Regions from separate parts of the Homo sapiens genome. Here region 2 is linked to region 1. Evidence: chromatin loops called from intact Hi-C (ENCODE). Cell type or tissue: mammary epithelial cell. All regions are shown on one strand. Each heading gives the region's core, and the rest is flanking DNA. Links, peaks and the distances in the headings are about the cores only. Region 1 has its middle 25 kb from the start of GABRR1. Region 2 overlaps RRAGD (Ras related GTP binding D).

The links. Hi-C counts contacts between places; a loop is a spot of excess contacts. Peaks named below come from ENCODE experiments on the same cell type or tissue, not always from the same donor. Only the 100,000 strongest peaks of a DNase experiment are listed, where the experiment ranks them.
Region 2: it touches region 1 in a loop (5-fold over the local background); 4 of 110 quality-filtered maps call a loop at or near these places.

What each region holds. Positions count from the first base shown.
Region 1 is chr6:89,241,381-89,244,300 of GRCh38, forward strand. No RefSeq gene overlaps it. Among named protein-coding and RNA genes, the nearest start is that of GABRR1, 25 kb to the left of the region's middle. In mammary epithelial cell, for the core only: a CTCF peak has its summit at 1,386 (motif pointing left); no DNase peak of the experiment used is centred there.
Region 2 is chr6:89,366,725-89,369,644 of GRCh38, forward strand. It overlaps RRAGD (Ras related GTP binding D), which reads right to left. Exons shown (of 7, transcript NM_021244.5): 7 at 1-1,483. The coding sequence ends at 1,332. Among named protein-coding and RNA genes, the nearest start is that of UBE2J1, 15 kb to the left of the region's middle. RefSeq lists an enhancer at 1,313-1,542. In mammary epithelial cell, for the core only: CTCF peaks have their summits at 1,571 (motif pointing right) and 2,482 (motif pointing left); a DNase peak (open chromatin) is centred at 2,427.

The DNA.
Region 1 (2,920 bases), core at 228-2,727:
AAACAATTTCAGATGTCCATATATTCCTACATTTTAGGAAAAACGTCAACAAGGGTTGAAATAAAAAGTATTTCTGATTAGCATTGATTTCATTTTTAAAAACCCAATACCATAATTGCCCCAATTTTTCTCACCTTGAAAAGTCTATCTAAACCCAAACCATTATGTGAAGCTCATCTCCTCCATAAAATAACCTCTCCTGACCACAGTAGCTCACTGGGAGCTCTCTTTGTCCATGTACCAGTGGTATTTATTTTGTACCACATGACTTTAGGGTTTAATTATTTGCTGCCTAAAATATTTGGCTACTGTTTCACATATTCCTTGTTAGTCCTCTTTCTCAAAGGACAATCTAAATGGCATCACTGTATTTTATTCATCTTTTTATTACAGTCAGCACCCAGAATAACACTTTGTACACTATTGGATGAAAAATTACATTTCTTTTTGAGTTCTTATTTCTCACCATTTTTTGTTTTTGAAACGGAGTTTCGCTATTGTTACCCAGGCTGGAATGCAATGGGCATGATCTCGGCTCACTGCAACCTCCACCTCCCGGGTTCAAGCGATTCTCCTGCCTCAGCCTCCCAAGTAGCTGGGATTACAAGCGCCCACCACCACACTTGGCTAATTTTTTTGTATTTTTAGTAGAGATAGGGTTTCACCACATTGGCCAGGCTGGTCTTGAACTCCTGACCTCAGGTGATCCACCTCCCTTGGCCTCCCAAAGTGTTGGGATTACAGGCGTGAGCCACTGCACCCGGCCTATTTCTCATTGTTGATCAAATAATAAACATCTCCTGCTTAAAGGCCTGGCTCACAAAAACCCACAAATAATAAATGTCTTACAACTACTCAGACCAATTATCTGGTGACTCTCTGAGCAATCCATTAAATACTTGACCAAAATCCTTCTTAGGAAGTTGGGCACTTTAGTCTCCTTCCAATGAGGCAACCCCTACTTCTTACTTTTGCTAGCTCTTTCCACCAGGAGCCATAAGTGATTTTTAAAATGTAATCTCCAGTTTAAATTAGAGGTTATAAATATGAACTATCAATGAAGAGTCAGTAAGAATATATAACGTGCCTTGACTGCTGTTTCCAAATGCCCTAGTGGCTTTTGTGATCAAGAGACACAAACTCATTTTGGAAGCATAGCTGAATTTGTAATGGCCTTCAGCCATGTACTTTCTCCACCAAGGGGCATTAAAATCATGACTACCATGATTTGATGGAAAAGGGAAGGAAGGAAGGAGGGAAGGAAGGAAGGAAGGAAGGAAGGAAGGCAGGCAGGCAGGCAGGCAGGCAGGCATGCTCTTCATATTGTAAACCTTTAAATTAAAATGCATATCCTGTGGGAAAGTGCAGTCCTGTCTCCCTCTGCTGGAATCATAGTAAAAATTGTTTAAGGCAACCTTTTCTTCATTTCCAAGCCTGCCTTTGATTGAAATCCATAGGCTTCTAGGCTCAAATACAGACTCACAAGAAGTCCCCAGGCTTCTTTTTGATCAAATTCGATATGCTTGTCAGGTTTCAGGGACGTCACTAGGGGCAGATGTGGTGGTGAAAAAAGGAAATGTTGTGAGATCAATTAGGCTTAAAGCCACGGTGGCAGTAAGAAGCCCTTCATGGGGGCTGCTAGGATGGAAGAGGTGTGTGGAAATGGGGTCCCCTCAGCATGTTGTCTGAGGACTGAATACAAAATGCAAGGACTTCTTTTGTTGTGCCCCCCAGCAAATCCAACTGCCTTGGAATAATAATAGTTTGCAATTGAATGGTGCTTTGGCATTTACAAAACATTTTCACATCAGTGATTTCATTTGGCCCCAAGAACAAGCCCTTGAAGTAGGCATAGCAGGTTACTACCTCCACTTCCTTGAGGAAGCACCTGAGGCCCAGAAACATAAAGTCATTTGCCCCAGGACACATGATTAATAGATAGGAAAACCTGTGCTTTTGATCCCGGGCTTGGGCTTTTTTGTGAGCTCTGTCCTCTCCTGCCCCTTCCTGAAATGGCTGATCTGTAAAATGATTTTATTTGTGACACATTCTCCTTATTTACCATGTTGCCCAACAGGACATTGTGATGACAACTCAGATCTTTTAGTTAATTAATTCCAGATTCTTCCCTGCTAATTAGAGGAGCTGATTCATTGGAATGAAATAGAGGCTTGGGGGGATGACAAGAATAAATTCTTTGAATGAGAAGCCACATTAGAAACTGTCAACTCTTGAAGAAAAGAAAGAGTGTGATTTAATTTTGTGATAAAATACACAACACACTTAAATTGAACTCATGAGTAAAGATACAATAGGAAGAACAACATAACACAAGTTGTGTGATTTAATGTATTACTATTTAACTTTTTTCAGCATGTGATTGTCTTGACTCACAGAGTAACTTTGATTGCATATAATTTCTTAAAATAAGTTAATATAAATTTCACTGTCTTTTAATCTATTGAAAAATGAAAACAAAATAAGCTTCAGAGTGTTTTCATTCATCTTCATTTTTTTTTTTTTTTCAGATTATTTGGTTCTTTGCTTTAAGGGAAAGAGAAAACACGGGCTCTTTATGAACCAGTGGAACTAATTTTTGTGGACTTCTGCCTTGTGAGGCTTAGGGCTGGGCTTTCCCTAGGTTATGCTTTCCCTAGGGGCTTCTGAAGTCACCATGAATCTTGCTCCATAACCTGGGCCCAGGAGAACATCCAGGGCAGCTTGGATGTGACTATAAATCACAGGTTTGTGGGGATTGCAGCTGATCGTTGATGGCATGAACTTACCTTAGGCATCTTTAAGAATCATGACTATTTTAGGTGGGATAGATGTTGGGGCTCCTCTAAGTTAATCTACCTCATTTACCAACAGCGAACTCATTCAGATGGGTTATTCAGTGTTGTTTGCTTTCCCCAAGTGG
Region 2 (2,920 bases), core at 421-2,920, 130 kb after region 1:
GGGTAGATTTAGGACTCTTAATTTCCTGTTAGTCTAAAGTAAACATAAGTGAAATAATTTCACAGAAACAATTACACAGCTAATTGTAATGTCTCTCCAGCCATCCTTTTCCCACTGACCTTTAGGGGTCTTCAGGATGACTCTTCAGCCTTGCAGAGCATGCTGGTGGCAGGCTGAGCTTGGCTTAATCATAAGGTGGGAACAAGTGGAGTACATGAGGCATGTTATCACCAGTGAGAAGGAGATGTGGAGGTGACAAAAGTGACTAACAGGATTGAGCTCCATGGTGGGGTTCTGCGATTTGTTCTATTCACTATGGTCATGGAGCAATAAAGAACTGGTCCTGAATAAGCATTTTAAATGCAGCACACCAGACCATCGCACAGGGCCAAAAGTCCAGAATTGTATCTATGTTTTTTAGTCTGCAGTTGCCAATCACATACTTTTGGAACAACTTTAGGCCTCTGATGTTACTTTAGCCCTGGGTGGTAGGTACAGAAAAGCCTCCAGAAACCCTACAATTCAGTGACATTCTTACTTCTCTCCAGTGTTCGGCACCATTTTGGAAATCTGGTCCCAAAGTTTCAAAAGAATACTAATGCAACAAAAAGAAATAACCTCTCTGTATAAAGTGATTATAGAGATGTGTGTTGAGGTAAACAGCTTCATAAAAACCGTTGAGCAGGGAAGCACAGCCACTGCTATAGAAATTTTTAGGTAAGTCTGGTGCTAGCATTATTCTACAAAACTGTTTACACCCATTATAAATAGGGGACAGTTCTTATTGCTCCTGGAGCTTGTAGCTCCAATCTGTTCCAGCTCCACTGAAAAATGATTTTTCTCAACAATTGGTAGCAAAGATTTCCAAATTTACAAAAAGTCATTACCAATGCATCACTTTTTGATTAATTTCTGATTGCCATATAGATATGGACTACAGTATGCATGTCCTTGACACCAAGTACAGAAAAAAAGCTTAGAAAAGTCGTTTTATCAAAGTTCAGTTCAATGAGAAACATGAAAAAGTGCAAAATATGTACAATTCCTGGCAGTTCTCACACGGGATTTTTTTGACTACAGACCATAAAAGTTTACATTTGTGTAATGAAATGACAATGGATTTCACATCACTGTTAATATACAAGTTTTTGCTTCAAAGTGCTTACTTTATTTATAAAAGAGAAGATCAAGAGGGTTGCAGGAATTTTTTTTTTTTAACAACAAATCAATGGTATGTGTCCCAATCTCCTTCTTCCTCTTCCTTTAGTGCAACATGGCGCAGCAGCCTCATGGATAAGGTCTGATTTCAAAAGACATTCCTGAAACCTCACCTACAGCAGCACTCTAGGGGTCCCATTAGGGGTGGCTCTCTTTTTCTTCTGCAGCCGATTCTGAACCTTTCGAGATTTTACTACTTTCATTCTCACCTCAAAAACTTCATGAATGGCCTTCCGGAAGCAATGAAAATTATAGTCAATTAGCCCTGGAGAAGAGAACAAAAATATTTATAAATGTCACGTAGAAATAATCTCCATCTTTTCATGGGACCCATGGCCAGGACAAGCCAGTAGGGGGCAGTAGAGGATGGTCTTAGCGTAAGGACCAGAGATTTCCCTGGGATGTCTGCAGCTGGCCTTCAGAAATTGCTATAAATCTTTAGGAATTATAGGCAAAGTCTTGTGAAGGAAGATTTTTCCTGATGCAAGGTTGCAGAGCATAGACCATATTTTCAAAGGTTCCTATGACCCAAAAGATTTAAAGAACGACTGAACTGAACTTTTTTTTTAACCTTTCAGAATTAAAGATTTCTTACAATTAAGAGAAATCTGTAATGAAAAATGTTTCTCCCCAAAGGGCATTATTAGACTGAGTAGAGGCAGATCCTGACTTGGGATCCCAAAGCTGTGTATCAATCAATAAATATTTACTGAGTATCTATTATATTTAAACCATTCTCATAAGCCCGAGGGAAAGCGAAGCCCCTAATTTTAGAGTGTTAACAGTCATCTCGCCAACTCCAGCAGAAATTCAACAACCAATGACACTCAGCTTTTCAGTATTAAGTATTTTAAGTGGAGAAATAGTAGGAGGGAATCTTCTTGTGTTTTCAGAAATGTATCAGTGACACAAAAAATAGAATAAAAGATAATCCAAAGTCTTGATGAGTGCATTTTTCATCATTACTAGTAATTTGTAAAAGTCCTGAGAGCAACATTATGTTTACACCAATTAGGATAAGGTGGTCAGTTCTATTTACTATCTTTGAATTTATTAAAATAACTAGCCCAACAATTATTTCTATCTATCAGTGGATGCTTCTAGAGCCGCGTCCAAAGGAAGAATTAGGATTCCGGCCAAGGATTAAATTCTTCAAACTAGTTATACAACTAACTGCAAGGGGAGGGCGGGGAGGGCACCGTCTCGGTTTCCAGGAGCAGGAAAACCTCTGAGTAGTGCCCTCTGCTGCTTCTGCAGAGAGAGTGAACCACTAGTGCAGTAAAACCAGGAGTCAATTTCCTCAAGGAAAGACCAATGTCACAAGCAAGGGGAAAAGTAATAAAAACAAAGGAGCAAAGGAACGATTTTTAAATGGCAATTTGAATATGAGATGTGAGAGCCTCAAGATTCTCTGCTTTTATGTGCAACAAACTGTCTTAAAAAGCTTAGCTAAAAGAACTTGGCTCAATGAGAAGGGTACAATGAAATACTCAACTTGGGAAATTTCAGACATATCCTGTTCTTATTTCTGAGGCAGGGTCTCACTCTGTCACCCAGGTGGGAGTGCAAGGCTCAATCACAGCTCATTGCAGTCTCAACCTCCTGGGCTCAAGCAATCCTCCCACCTCATTTTTGAATTTTTCCTAGAGATGAGGTCTCACTATGTTGCCCAGGATGGTCTTGAACCTCTAGGCTCAAGCAA